2 separate regions of the Homo sapiens genome follow, and region 2 is linked to region 1. A link is an interaction called in ENCODE POLR2A ChIA-PET data of the cell type or tissue named here. Cell type or tissue: PC-9. All regions are shown on one strand. Links, peaks and the distances in the headings refer to the core of each region. The heading gives the core; the rest is flanking DNA.

What was found. Peaks named below come from ENCODE experiments on the same cell type or tissue, not always from the same donor. Only the 100,000 strongest peaks of a DNase experiment are listed, where the experiment ranks them.
Region 2: POLR2A ChIA-PET joins it to region 1 with 7 read pairs; 3 of 35 experiments call an interaction of 5 or more read pairs at or near these places.

The regions. Positions count from the first base shown.
Region 1 is chr6:18,343,925-18,351,084 of GRCh38, reverse strand. No RefSeq gene overlaps it. Among named protein-coding and RNA genes, the nearest start is that of RNF144B, 40 kb to the left of the region's middle. In PC-9, for the core only: no CTCF peak of the experiment used is centred there; a DNase peak (open chromatin) is centred at 3,614.
Region 2 is chr6:18,279,809-18,286,968 of GRCh38, reverse strand. No RefSeq gene overlaps it. Among named protein-coding and RNA genes, the nearest start is that of DEK, 19 kb to the right of the region's middle. In PC-9, for the core only: no CTCF peak of the experiment used is centred there; no DNase peak of the experiment used is centred there.

The sequences.
Region 1 (7,160 bases), core at 2,524-5,023:
TAATGCAAGTGCTTCCAGGTGAGAGCCTGTTACAGTACAGGTGAGAGATGAGCAGATGGTAGCAATGAGTTTGGAGAGAAGTGAACAGCTTCACACATTACTTATGAGAAAACTGCTCTCTTAAGCAATACGCAGGATGCTTCCCTTTTCAATGATTCGTGGGGAATCTGTAGAATGTTGAAGATGTGGGGGAACTCAACAGTTACTTCCTTGTTTCTGATCAAAGCAATTGGGTGGTTTTGGAGGGAAAAACCCAAATCCAGACTTAAGCATGTTGAATTTTAGATAAAATGTATAGTGTAAATGTCTAGTAGGCTTTTTGACACCAAGTCTGTAAAAATACTGATTTAGAAGTAGTCTGCTTATTTATGGTTATTGAAGCCATAAATGTGATTTAATCTATGAGAGTAATACAAGTTTGAGGTGAAGAAAGCTTAGAACCTATCCTCTTAGGAACAATAATGAAAAAAGAAGAAAGAAATAGAAAAGAATTTCTGGTTTTTTGAGATGGGGTTTTGCTCTGTCGCCCAGGCTGGAATGCAATGGCATGAAAATGGCTCACTGCCAGCCTCCACTTCCCAGGCTTAAGCAATCCTCCCACCTCAGCCCTCAGAGTAGGTGGGACTACAGGCACATGCCACCACACTGGCTAATTTGTTTTGTAGAGACAGGGCCTCCCTATGCTGGCCAGGCTGGTTTCAAGCAGTCCACCCGCCTTGGCCTCCCGAAGTGCTAGGATTACAGGCATGAGCCACCGTGCCCAGCCCCAAAAAAGCATTTTTTAAAGGAATGGCCAGAGCAGTAAGAGGAAAAGCAAGTGAGCAAGTGGGTGTCATACATGAAAGCCAAGTGAAGAGAAAGCTCCAAGAGGAAAAAAGAGGACCACAGAGTGGAACAGTGGTGAAAGTTCAAGAAAGAACAGACCAAAAGGGTCCATTGGATTAGGAATGTTAGAGGTCAACACTGACAAGAGAAGTTTCAAGAAGTGGAAGAGATGAACACCAGCTTGGAAAGTGCTGAAAAGTGATCTGGAGATAAGAAAATGAAGATGACTAGTAGGCAACATGGTCAAGAAATTTGATTCTAAAGATGAAGAAATCAATGGGAACCTAGAGAGGGACGTGGAAATAAATGAATACTCTTTTTAATGAATATTTAAGAGCAAAATAAAAGGCAGAGAGAGAGAGAAGATACTTGAGAGAGCTGGGATAAATTACAGTACGAGGACATTGAAAAAGAGGGAACGGATTGGACCGTGAGTCCAAGAGTACAATTCTCATGACTTAACCTAAGGAACAATATTCCTGAGGTAAAAGACTCACAGGTGAGACTTTGTAGTGGGGCACACACTCCTGTTTTCACTTTCTCTAAGTGTTTTCATTAGGAGAGTGATGAAAAACCCTGGGATATTTGTAAATACTGTTGTCATACTTATCATGGGAGCTGCTGAGAATGAGTCTAATCTGGAGCTGTGGTGTAATGAGGAACATATTTGGTCTATGTCCCCAGGTCCTGGCACAGAACTCCAAACACTTTTGGAATTTTTTGAATAGTTACAGGAGCATATAAGCTCCTAGGTAGCTTCAGGATGGGGGCTGGTGGCCAGAAAGACCAAGCCTTATGTCTCAGAAAACCACCCCCCACCCCCAATCCCAGGCAAACTGGAACAACTGGTCACACTAAATCTGGCTCAAAATGTAGCTCCTTTGAAATTAAGAGAGGCTGTGTCCACCTTAAGTTCTAAGTCTTAGAGTTTTCCCCTTACTGAGTAAAGCAGTAATCCTTTTTATTCCTTTCATGGAACCAGTAAGAGGCAGTGCTAATGACACAATTCATTTGTTCTATTTCCAATCTCATTTTCTAAGAACCTGGAATGTCATGCAGTACATGTCCAGCTTATTGATGTGTTGAAATTTTTTGCCTTTTTAGGAAACTTAAGTTGTTATCCAGTGCAAAGTACAAAACATAATTGAATTTGCAATGGCAAGAAAATATTTTATTCAGCCCTTAATCATTCAAAATTTTGTCTGTTTTGCAAACTGGATAGACTCCAAAGGAATAAATTATATGAGATGCATGAACACTCAAACATGAAAACAATTGTGTATTTTAATTAGAGTAGACAACATTAGATATATACCTGTGGTTAGGCTACTAATAATAATGATTGTTGAAGGACAGGGAGGAACCAGAGCAATTTAAATAAAAGAACAGAATTAAATTGATAGAGTGCAAAACAAGATGATCTTATAGCAAACTGCACCACAAATTAGCAATCTCGAAAGGAGAAAATGTTATGTACGAAAGTTGGTGCTTTTCACGAGTTACATTTAAAACCTTTCAGAAGTAGTTGTTACTGTAAAATATTAATGAAGTGAGTTCCCCCCCATTCTTTCTCCACAGCCATAGACACATACAGTTCTGCAAACTCTCACACACATCACCAGTCATTTGAAATGATTTGGGTCTTCTTAATAGGAAATCATGCCAACATATCAAAGACACTGAAGCGAAGGGTGAATGTCCATACTGCTGGAGCACATGGTAAGACTTCAGCGCCTGGGCCGCTTCCCAAGTTCTGCCCCTCACAGTGTGCCCCACCACAGCCTACCCTCCGGCTCCTTTCCATTTCATCTGCCTTTCCCCATTAATACCATGAGCTAGTGCTATTCATGAATATGAGACATTGATCCATAAATCACAATCTTTATAGTATGCATTCTAAAATAAAATTAAAGGTTAGTATTCTAAGACTTTGAAAAAAGGGTTGCAACTAACAGAACCTATAAAACACTCTAGGGAAGGGAGAAATCACTGTCAAGTAGACAGAATTGATAGCCTGGGAAATCAGGTTGGGTTTTTATCCCCCACTGATTCTCCCCAGCTACCCGTGCATTAAATGTGCTCAGGGAAAATAAAAATCTAAAAGCCACCCTTGTTCTGCCTCAATCCAGCTCACCTACAGGTCAAATTTAAAGGCACATTTATTTAGCCTCCAGCTCTCTGCTGCTAAGCTCATTGTAATTTCCGCTGATTACTTTGAGAAGTACCTTTCAATTTGGTGGAGGGAGGGAAGTGTGGAAGGCTGGAGTTCCACTTATTTCCTCAGAAGTAAAGCCAGAGAGTGCAGCCTTCAGGGACAGTGTCATTATCTGGATGCTTTCTGAGTCTCAGAATCTGCTGATATCCACATTATCATTCCAATCTCAAAAATTACTTCAGGCCGGGCGCTGTGGCTCACGCCTGTAATCCCAGCACTTTGGGAGGCTGAGGCCGGCGGATCACGAGGTCAGGAGATCCAGACCATCCTGGCTAACATGGTGAAACCCCATCTCTACTAAAAATACAAAAAATTAGCCGGGCGTGGTGGTGGGCGCCTGTAGTCCCAGCTATTCGGGAGGCTGAGGCAGGAGAATGGCGTGAACCCAGAAGGTGGAGCTTGCAGTGAGCCAAGATCGTGCCACTGCACTCCACCCTGGGTGACAGAGAGGACTCCATCTCAGAAGAAAAAAAAAAAAAGAACAGTGTCTTAAGATAGGAGGGGTTTCTCTTTCATATTAAAAAAATTTTGGCGAGGCCCAGTGACTCATGCTTGTAACTCCAACCCTTTAACAAGCCAAGGCAGGAGAGTCACTTGAGCTCAGGAATTTGAGACCATCCTGAGCCACATAGCAACACCCCATCTCTACACAAAAAAATACAAAAATTAGCTGGGCATGGTGTTGTGTGCCTGTAGTACTAGCTACTAGGGAGGCTGAGGTAGGAGGATCGGTTGAGCCCAGGAGTTCAAGGCTGCAGTGAGCTATTATTGCACCACTACACTTCAGCAGCCCAGGCAATAGAGTAGACCTTGTATCAAAAAATAAATAAATAAAGCTTTTAAATAAATAAACTTTTCAAGTCTGCACACAATCATGCATGCCTTGCAGTTGCTTGAGTCACTCAGGATTTGAGCTTATTCTGTCTTCCTGCTCTGTGATCTCACGTCAGGCTTCTATTTTCAATATCACTTCACGGTCCAAGATGCCTGCTAGAATCCCAGCCATTACATCTGAGACCAGCAGAAAGAGGAAAGGAGAAAGAAACAAAATGTCTACCCTTTCTTAAAGGGCCAAGTTCAATAGCCTTTCTGGAGCTTCCCACAACACTTTGACTTACATCAGCTTGACCGCAAAGGAGGCTGAGTATAGCCTTTAACTAAGCTAATGTTCTGTTGCTAAAGGAAAAGTTGAAAATGGAATTTGGAAAGGCAACTAGTAGTCCTTGCCACAGATTAAGAAATCAGCAGCTGGGCACGGTGGCTCACCCCTGTAATCCCAGCACTTTGGGAAGCTGAGGCGGGCAGATCACCTGAGATCAGGAGTTTGAGACCAGCCTGGCCAACACAGCAAAACACCGTCTCTACTAAAAATACAAAAATTAGCTGGGTGTGGTGGCAGGCACCTGTAATCCCAGCTACTCAGGAGGCTGAGGTAGAAGAATCGCTTGAACCCAGGAGGCGGAGCTTGCAGTGAGCCGAGATCGTGCCACTGCACTCCAGCCTGGGAGTCAGAGTGAGACTCCATCAGAGAGAAAGAAAAGAAAAGAAATCAGCAACATAGTTCAGGCTCTCTCCATTTAAACTTTCTCTCTGTGACTTGAATCAACCTCATTTTTTTATGTTGTCCCAAGTTGTTACCGGCCTTAGATGATGAGTGTATGACATTAAACACAAAAAACTCGACACCATTACCTTCTGCCATGGCTGAATAAGCTAAAGACATTTAACCACATTTACTGGTGGGATCTGTTGTCCAAGAGGTCATAACAAACTTAGCTTCAGAAACTGGACTTATGATGCAGGGATATGCATTCAGTGCACAACAGTCATTCATTCCCTTTCTGGCCAGGTATGCATCAAGCCAGGAGGTCTCTTAAATAATCCTAAGCTAAAAACAGGGACGGAGATTCTTCTACCTCATACTGAGGGGCAGGTACGCAAAGAAGTAGTCACTGTTGCAATATGAATCACCCAATTTTCTTACATATATTTGACCCTGAGGTCATTCTTATAGATTCTCAGTGGTCAAGCAGCTAAAGTAAGATGCTTTTCAATAACAGGCAGAGCCATGTTGCATAAAAAGTAGGTTACTACAAACTTCCTATTTAATGTCACATAACCTCTTATACAGCTTGCCCTGAAACTCTTCTCACTTCCTTCATACCCACTGGGTACCCAGTGGTCTTATGCTGCCCATAGCCGAGAATCCTCAGTCATAGCATTCCCATTGCAAAGTGGCTGCTTTCCAAGTCCCCATCCCCAGATGCCTGTGTCTTAGACTGTCCTAGAGGGGTCAGACTTCTGCCTCATGGCAATAATGGTAGTGTCAGTAAGGCAAACCAAAGAACATAACCAGGCCAGGCACAGTGGCTCACACCTGTAGTCCTAGTGCTTTAGGAGGCTGAGGCAGGAAGACCACTTGGGCCCAAGGGTTCAATACCAGCCTGTGCAACATAGTGAGACCCCGTCTCCACACAAAAACAAAAACCAAAATTAGCCAGGCATGGTGATGTACTCCTGTAGTCCTAGCTACTTGGGAGGCTAGCAGGGGAAGGATCACTTGAGCCCAGAAGTTTGAGGCTGCATCCCAGCCTCAGTGACAAAGCAAGACCCTGTCTCAAAAAAAAAAAAAAAAAAAAACAAACATAACTAATGATTGCCCTTTCTTGTTAATGTTTTGCAAAAATGTGTATCTATCCGAGACTCCTTTGAGGAGTGTTATGGACCTGATGGTGTTCCCCCAAAATTCACATGTTAAAGTCCTAACCCCTAGCACCTCAAAATGTGACTGTATTTGAAGATATTGTCTTTAAAGAGGTAGTCGGTACCCCTGATATGATGTGAGGAGAAAGACACTCTGCTGCAGTATTCCTTCTAAAATCCTAGCACCCCAATCTAATCATGAGAAAAACATCCAACAAATTCCAAATCCCAATGGAAGGGCAGTCTAAAAATACTCTGAAAGTACTCCCCAAAATTAAAACGTCATCAAAGACAAGAAAAGTCTGAAAAACTTAGCCAAGATCAGCCTAAGGAAGGATGATGACTAAATAGAGTATGGTATCCTGGATGGGATCCTAGAACAGAAAAATGATATCAGGTAAAAACTAATGCCAAATCCCCCTCTCCGAGAAACACCCAAGAATGATCAATAAATACTAAAAAAATTTAAAAAAAAAAGAAAATAAATGCAATAAATGTTCTTAATCTTAAAAAAAACTAACGAAGTGTGAATAAATCATGTACTTCAATTAAAAACTATTAAGCATACCAGAGGTAGTGGGTAATACTGAGAACAGGGGAGGCCATGAATGTGTGGGGACAGGGAGTATATGGAATATCCCATATGCTTTCCTCTCAATTTTGCTGTGAACCTAAAACTGCTCTGAATAAGTAGTCTTTAAAATGAAAAAAAAAAAAAATCCTTGTTGTTTTTGTTTGTTTGTTTGTTTTTAGCTCTGTCACCCAGGCTGGAGTGCGGTGGTGCAGTCAAAGTTCACTGCAGCCTCGACCTCCTGGGCTCAAGTGATCCTCCTGCCTCAGCCTCCCAAGTAACTGGGACCACAGCTGTGCACCGCCATGCCTGGCTTTTTTTATTTTTTTATTTTTTTTTAGAGATGGGGTTTTGCATGTTGCTCAGGCCAGTCTCAAACTTCTGGACTGAAGCAATCCTCCACCTTCAGCCTCCCATAGTACTGGGATTATGGTTGTGAGCCACGGTACCCAGCCTGAAAAAAAGTTATAATAATTCATAGACAGATGTACCGAATAGGATTTCAACAAGACTCTTTCTTCACCATTTGCAAAGACTCTCACAAACTGCTGAAGTCCAGGCTGGCTGAAAAGCAGCTTGAGGAAGCATGTTCATGCATCTGGGAACAAGGGGAGTTCACTGGAGTGCACATGCCAGAATGGAAATGAGCCCCCTGCTGTTATCTGAGGCAATTTGTAGTGGGTCTCAATGCTAAAATTAAAGTACACCCCACAAGAAGGGAGGTCACCTGAAGGCAGCCAATGGGCCACCCCTTTAGGGATATTCTCTTGATAAATTCACCTCTGCCCAGGGTCGGCTCTCAGCCTCACAAGCTCAGCAATGACTTCATCAGTGTCTTGACGTTAA
Region 2 (7,160 bases), core at 2,704-5,203, 64 kb after region 1:
AATGTTCCCGACATGAAGAAATGATAAATGTTTGAGATGATGGATATGCTAATTACTGTGATCTGATCACTATACATTATATGTATCACAACGTCACTATGTACTGCATGAATATGTACAATTATTTGTCGATTTTACAGTTTTTAAATAATAAAGCCAGAAGCAAGAAATAACCTAATACAAAAAGAAAATATATGACTTCAGCATTTATTAATAATGATAATAATTGATTTAAATAATCCTAGATTGTATCAACAAAAAACTAGGAAACGTGGGAGTTGGAGAGAGAGGTAGTAAATGTGCCAACTTTCCCATCTTGCAGAAATAAAGTTAATAAATACCGTTTTCTCCTGGCATTGATTAGGGAAAACATGCATATACATGTGCATATATATATATATATATATATATATATATACACACGCACACAAACAAAAACATTAGCATATACATATATACATACACACAAACAAAAACCCGAAAGGCAGCAGTAGTGGATATTTAAAATATGAGAACTACCTTCCAAACTATCACAGGGAAAGTGAGCAAACATAATAGTATTATCCAGATAACAAAAGAAACACTCTCAATAGCATGGGCAATTCTTATGATATATTGTTAAATTCTTTTAAAGTAGGTCAAAAAGCAAAATGCATAGAAAAAAGTGTCAATTCTGTAACAACAAAATTAGTACACATATATACTCACACACATTATTGTAGTAAATAACTATGAAAGTCATACCAAATTGTTAAATGTGGTTATCTCTGGATGGTAGATTTGGAGGTAGTTTTGATATTCATCTTTAAAGTCCTCTGTATTTTCCCAACCAAAAATGTAAAATAAGGCAATTGCCTGAAATGCTCCTTAACCTTTTTCATAAGCCTATTTATTTATTAGGGACAGGATCTTCCTCTATCGCCCAGGTTGGAGTGTAGTGGCATGACCATAGCTCACTGCAGCCTCAACTTCCCTGGCTCAAGCAATCTTCCTGCCTCAGCCTCCCGAGTAGCTGGGACTACAGGCGTGCACCACCACACCTAATTATTTATTTACTTATTATTTATTTATTTATTTTTGAGACATGTTGCCCAAGTGAGTCTGTTGCCCAAGGTGGAGTGCAGTGGCGCGATCTCAGCTCACTGCAACTTCTGCCTCCCAGGTTCAAGTGATTCTCGTGCCTCAGACTCCTGAGTAGCTGGGAGTACAGGCATGCGCCATCACACCCAGCTTATTTTTTTTTTTTTTTTTTTTGTATTTTTAGTAGAGATAGAGTCTCACTCTATTGGCCAGGCTGTTCTCAAACTCCTGGCCTCAAGTGATCTGCCCACCTCTGCCTCCCAAAGTGCTGGAATTACAGGCATAAGTCACCACACCCGCTCATCAATTTTTTAAAAATTTTGTAGATACAAGGTCTCACTATGTTGCCCAAGCCAGTCTCGAACTCCTGAGCTCAAGGGATCCTCCTCCCACCTCGGCCTCCCATAATACTGAGATTACAGCTGTGAGACACTGTGCCTGGCCCATAAGCCTATTTATAAATTTAAATTGATATAAAAACAATTTTAAATGTAATACTCTCCAAATACTCTTACCTCTTTCTGCTCACATGGTTTCCCAGAAAATATTTAAATGATGATAAAGTATGCTAATGGAGAATATGACTTTTTTTTTTTTTTCCTGAGACAGAGTCTTACACTGTCGCCCAGGCTGGAGGGCAGTGGCACGATCTCAGCTCACTGCAACCTCCACCTCCCAGGTTGAAGTGATTCTCCTGCCTCAGCCTCCCGAGTAGCTGAGATTACAGGTGTGTGCCACCATGCCTGGCTAATTTTTGTATTTTTAATAGAGGAGGGTTTCACTATGTTGGCCAGCCTGGTCTTGAACTCCTGACCTCATGATCCACCCACCTTGGCCTCCCAAAGTGCTGGGATTACAGGTATGAGCCACTATGCCTGGCTGAGAGTATGACTTTAGAAGAAAACAAATCATGACTAATTAAATATTATGGGGGAAAGTATTGTTAAAAGCAGTTGCTTGACTTTTTTTCCGTGTGTGTGTGTGTGTGTGTGTGTATGTGTGTGTGTGTGTGTGTGTGAAAAGCAAGGTCTTGCTATGTTGCCCAGGCTGGTCTCAAACTCCATGCCTCAAGCGATCCTCCCGCCTCTGCCTCCCTAAGTGGCGGGATTACAGGTGTGAGCCACCATACCTGGCTAGCTTGAAAATTTAAAGCAAGATTTCATGAGGCATTAATTACGCACTCTCCAAAAAAGGGGACAAAGGTGGGAAGGGGCACACATTCTGTCAACGTTCCCAAGCTGCAGACCAGGAAGCTGACCCCTGCCAAGAGAATGGCTGAGGGCCAGTTGCTTTCTGTACTAGGCCCAAAGTAGAGCCTTTCAAAGTGTTTACAAAGGTTTTCTATGAACCTCCTAATTCAGAGAATAGCCTTTGCCTTTCGGGATATGGAAACAAATGCATTGGAAGAATGGTAGTGAAAGAGAAAGAGAGCCCTCTCCAGATGCAAGGCTTTCTCCTAGGGTAGAAGTGTTAAGATTCCATTGTAATGAGGCAATTGTTCACCTCTTCATGTAAGAAATAACATAGGCCATAATAAATAACAAAGCATAATAAATAACAAAGGCCAAAAGAAGCAGATTAAAATGTATAAATTCTGGCCAAGCCTGTAATCCCAGCACTCTGGGAGGCCAAGGCGGGCTGATCACCTGAGGTCAGGAGTTCAAGACCAGCCTGGACAACATGGTAAAACCCTGACTCTACTAAAAACACAAAAAAATTAGCCAGGCATGGCACCTGTAATCCTGGCTACTTGGGAGTCTGAGGCAGGAGAATCGCTTGAACCTGGGAGGCAGAGGTTGCAGTGAGCCGAGACTGTACCATTGCACTCCAGCCTGGGCAATAAGAATGAAACTCCATCTAAAAAAAAAAAAAAAAAAAAAAAAAAAAAAATATATATATATATATATATATATATATATATATAAAAATTCATGGAACTGAAGGTAAAATTTGTACTACTGCTAAATTGTTAGATTTGTCTCAGATTAATAAATATTTTGTATAGAACAATGACTCTTGAACCCTACCAGACTAATGTTCATTTTTAAAACAAATATTTTGTGAGCTACCCCTTTTATATCTTGAAGTGAAATAGAAAATATAGCCAAATACATACATACTTTAAAAACAAAACAATTCAACCTCCTGATTATAACATAAAGGAGACATAAAGTAAATTCTAATAAAGTAGTATACATTTTAATTTACATAAAGTAAATTCTAATAAAGTAGTACACATTTTAATTTATAACTGCTCTGGCAGGATGATGACACTAAAAGACAGAACTCCTAAAAAGCCTCGAATAAAAAGTTATCGTGCAGTAAAGAATCACCTGCAAAGTGCAGTGGCTCATGTCTATAATTCCAGCACTTTGGGAGGCCAAGGTGGGCGGATCACTTGAGGTCAGGAGTTTGAGACCACCCTGGCCAATATGGCAAAACCCCATCTCTACTAAAAATACAAAAATTAGCCGGGTGTGGTGGTATGAGCCTGTAGTCCCAACTACTCCAGAGGCTGAGGCAGGAGAATGGCTTGAACCTGGGAGGTAGAGGTTGCTGTGAGCTGAGATCACACCACTGCACTACAGCTGGGTGACAGAGCAAGACTCTGTTTAAAAAAAAAAAAAAAAAATGCAATGGAGAGTGTGCAAATTTATCATATTATAGATGTCTTGTAAATCACCAAAAGTTTATGAAATTATTTTTTTAAATGTATGTTTAAAGACATCTTGATTATTAAGGATTCATTCTGCTTTGGAACACATTTTTTATTTTTTAACCATTCAACATTTATTATGTCCTACTATGTGCTATCCCTGGGGATACAGAGATGAAAAAAAAAAAAAACCATGCTTCCTACTCTCAAGGAGCTCACAGTCTAATGAGGGAGACTGACAAATAATTAGACAATGACAATACAGTGCACTAAGTGCTGTGATTGAGGGAAATTTTGAGGTAACACCTGAATTATCTTGAAGTTCATGTATGAGATATAAAAACACACCTTTTTGCTATTATTTTCTAGGCTTGTGTATATGCATGTAAATTCATAGTAAAACATCTGGAAGGATCACACCAAACTAAACATTTCTATTCCACAAGTATTTCCTAAATGTGTCAAGTGCTTTTCTAGGCATTTGGGATATATCACCAAACATAACAGACCAAGATCTCTGCCCTAGTTGCAAAGTCTTTTCAGAATTAGGAAATAGCTCAGATATCTTTTTTTTTTTTTTTTTTTTTTAGAAGGAGTCTTGCTTTGTTGCCCAGGCTGGAGTGCAGTGGTACGATCTTGGCTCGCGGCAACCTCAGCCTCCCAGGTTCAAGCGATTCTCCTGCCTCAGCCTCCTGAGTAGCGGGGACTACAGGCACGTGCCACCACACCCGACTAATTTTTGTATTTTTAGTAGAGACTGGGTTTCACCATGTTAGCCAGGATGATCAGGAGATCTCGTGATCCACCCACCTTGACCTCCCAAAGTGCTGGGATTATAGGCGTGAGCCACCACGCCTGGCCAGATATCTTAAAATGAGTATATAATCATCTATAGACTCACTCCACAGCTTGTATCTATTAGGGAAGCAATGTGGAATGTTAGAAGGGTATGCAACCTTGATCAAGATGCTCCCTTCTCTGAATCACAGATCTGTATAAAGGGAATAATAATGGCTACTTCTTAGGTCCGTAAAGATATTTTCTTAATGTAGGTAAAGTACCTCAATAAATGGTAGTAAATTGTGGTACTAGCAAGAATATCTCTCTAAATGTTCTCTCAAGATTGAATTCAATCCTTTCAGTGCCTATATATGAGGACAAATTATTTTACAACTAGTGAGAGTAGATCTTCAAGACAGATGATCTTGAAAGACAAAAGCATCAAGAAGTAGGACTTCCAGGCCAGGTGTGGTGGGTTGTGCCTGTAATCCCAGCACTTCAGGAGGCCAAGGCCGGAGGAATGCCTGAGCCCAGGAGTTCGAGGCTGCAGTGAACTATGATTGTGCCACTGCACTCCAGTCTGGGTAACAGAGCAAGACACTGTCTCTTAAATAAAAAGAAGAAGAAAGAAGAAGAAGAAAGGAGGAAGGAGGAAGAGGAAGAAGAGGAAGAGGAGGAGGAAGAGGAGGGAGAGGACGAAGACAAGGAAGATGAAGAAAAGTAGGAAGAAGAAGAACGAAGAAGAAGGAGAAAGAAGAAGAAAAGAAGAAGAAGAACAACAACAAAAAACTAGTACTACTACTGCCAGGAGAAGCTTTAATTAATAAGATTTTGAGGCTGGACACAGTGGCTCACACCTATCATCCCAGCACTTTGGGAGGCCAAGGCAGGTGAATTGCTTGAGCTCAGGGCTTTGAGACCAGCCTGGGAGCCTGGACCAGTGTGGACTTGGCTGGCTGAATATGTTTGCTCCCGGCCAAAATGGCAAAACTCAGTCTCTACAAAAAAAAAAAAAAAAAATAGCCAGGCATGGTGGTGCACACTTGTGGTACCAGCTACTCAGGAGGCTGAAGTAGAAGGATTGCTTGAGCCCAGGAGGTCAAGGCTGCAGTGAACCTAGATGGCGTCACTGCACTCCAGCCTGGGTGACAGAGCGAGACCCTGTCTCAGGAAAAAAAAAAAAAAAAAAAAAAGAAAAGGAAATAGAATTTTGAGAGCTAGAACCTCCAGTGATAGTTTCCATTAGTTCATATGAAAATCTCCGGGATAGGGTGTGAAAGCTAACCATTCCTGAATGATTGGCTGATTTATTAAGTCATGCTCTTCACACACCCATGACCTTACTCCTTCCTCTCTCTACACTCAGCTCTCTTAGTGTACTACTCTTTTCTTGTGTCAGTCAGTTGAAGTAGTTCCATTCAATATAATGAAAAACCTAGGATGCTGCTATAGAGTAGTTCACTGCCTTTGTAAATGACCTACATTGCCTTTAATGCCATGCTTTTTTTAAATTTTTATTTTAAAAAAAATTAATTGTAGACACAGGTCTTGCCATCTTTCCCAAGCTGTCTCCAACTCCCAGGCTCAAGCAATTCTCCCGCCTCAGCCTCCCGAAGTGCTGGGATTACAGTTGTGAGCCACTGCTCCCAGCCTAATGCCACACTCTGAGTTTTGTTGAATATCTAGCTGAGATTTGCAACCACTTTGCTGTCACTGCTACATTATTAAATTCATATATAAATTCATTTCAAATGAACAAAATTCTCATTACTACAAGAATTGGAAAGAATATAAAATTCAATGTCTATTCTCAGTTTGGATTATACTTATGAGCACTTCGGTATTCATCTGTAGAAAGAAATGATTAAAATCTAGATGACTTTTAAAGTGCCTTCTAATTTTAATACTCTATAACGCTATTACTTCTACATAGCTGAATCATTGGTAAGTTATCATAGCTCAATGAAATAAGGCAATTTGTAGTGTAGGCTGCACTAAGGCTATGCTCTCCGTGGCCAAAGTTATTTCTTAGAATACTGAGCTAAAAATGTAACTGCATTCTGCAACCTATGCAAACATGTTCTAACTGATGGGAGGGGAAAAAAATTCAATTCAGAGTGCCAACAATTCCTCTGTGAGTTAGCGTGGCAGGGATAGCGTAGGGTCAGTGAAGCATCAAGTTACAGACCAAATTAAAGGTCTGGAGAAGAGTGGCAGAGTCTAATCATCCATCGTCTGAGGTTGCCAAAACTGGATCTACCACCCTTACTCACTCACAAAGGACCGTTCTATGGAGGCTAAGCATACAGACTTTGGGCTTCAAACATCTTTTTTTAAAAAAAGGTCTTCTCGTTCCAAATAGATCTTTATGAAATTATTTCCTTGAAGCTCTCAGTTCTGTCATTTTAAAATTTCCATCAAAAAGTAATCAAAACCTAATGCTTACAGTGTTCTGCCACAAATAAAAAATTATTGTGGGTTTTTGTTCCTATTAAAAACATATGCAACATATACATATTTATAGAAGTCCCAGAACCAGTGTACACACGTCCACAAAAACCTTAGGAAAATAATGTTAATAGTTTTGCCTAAACCAATAAATTTTATATTGTGCTCTGTCCATGACTACCCTTACTAAGCTAAC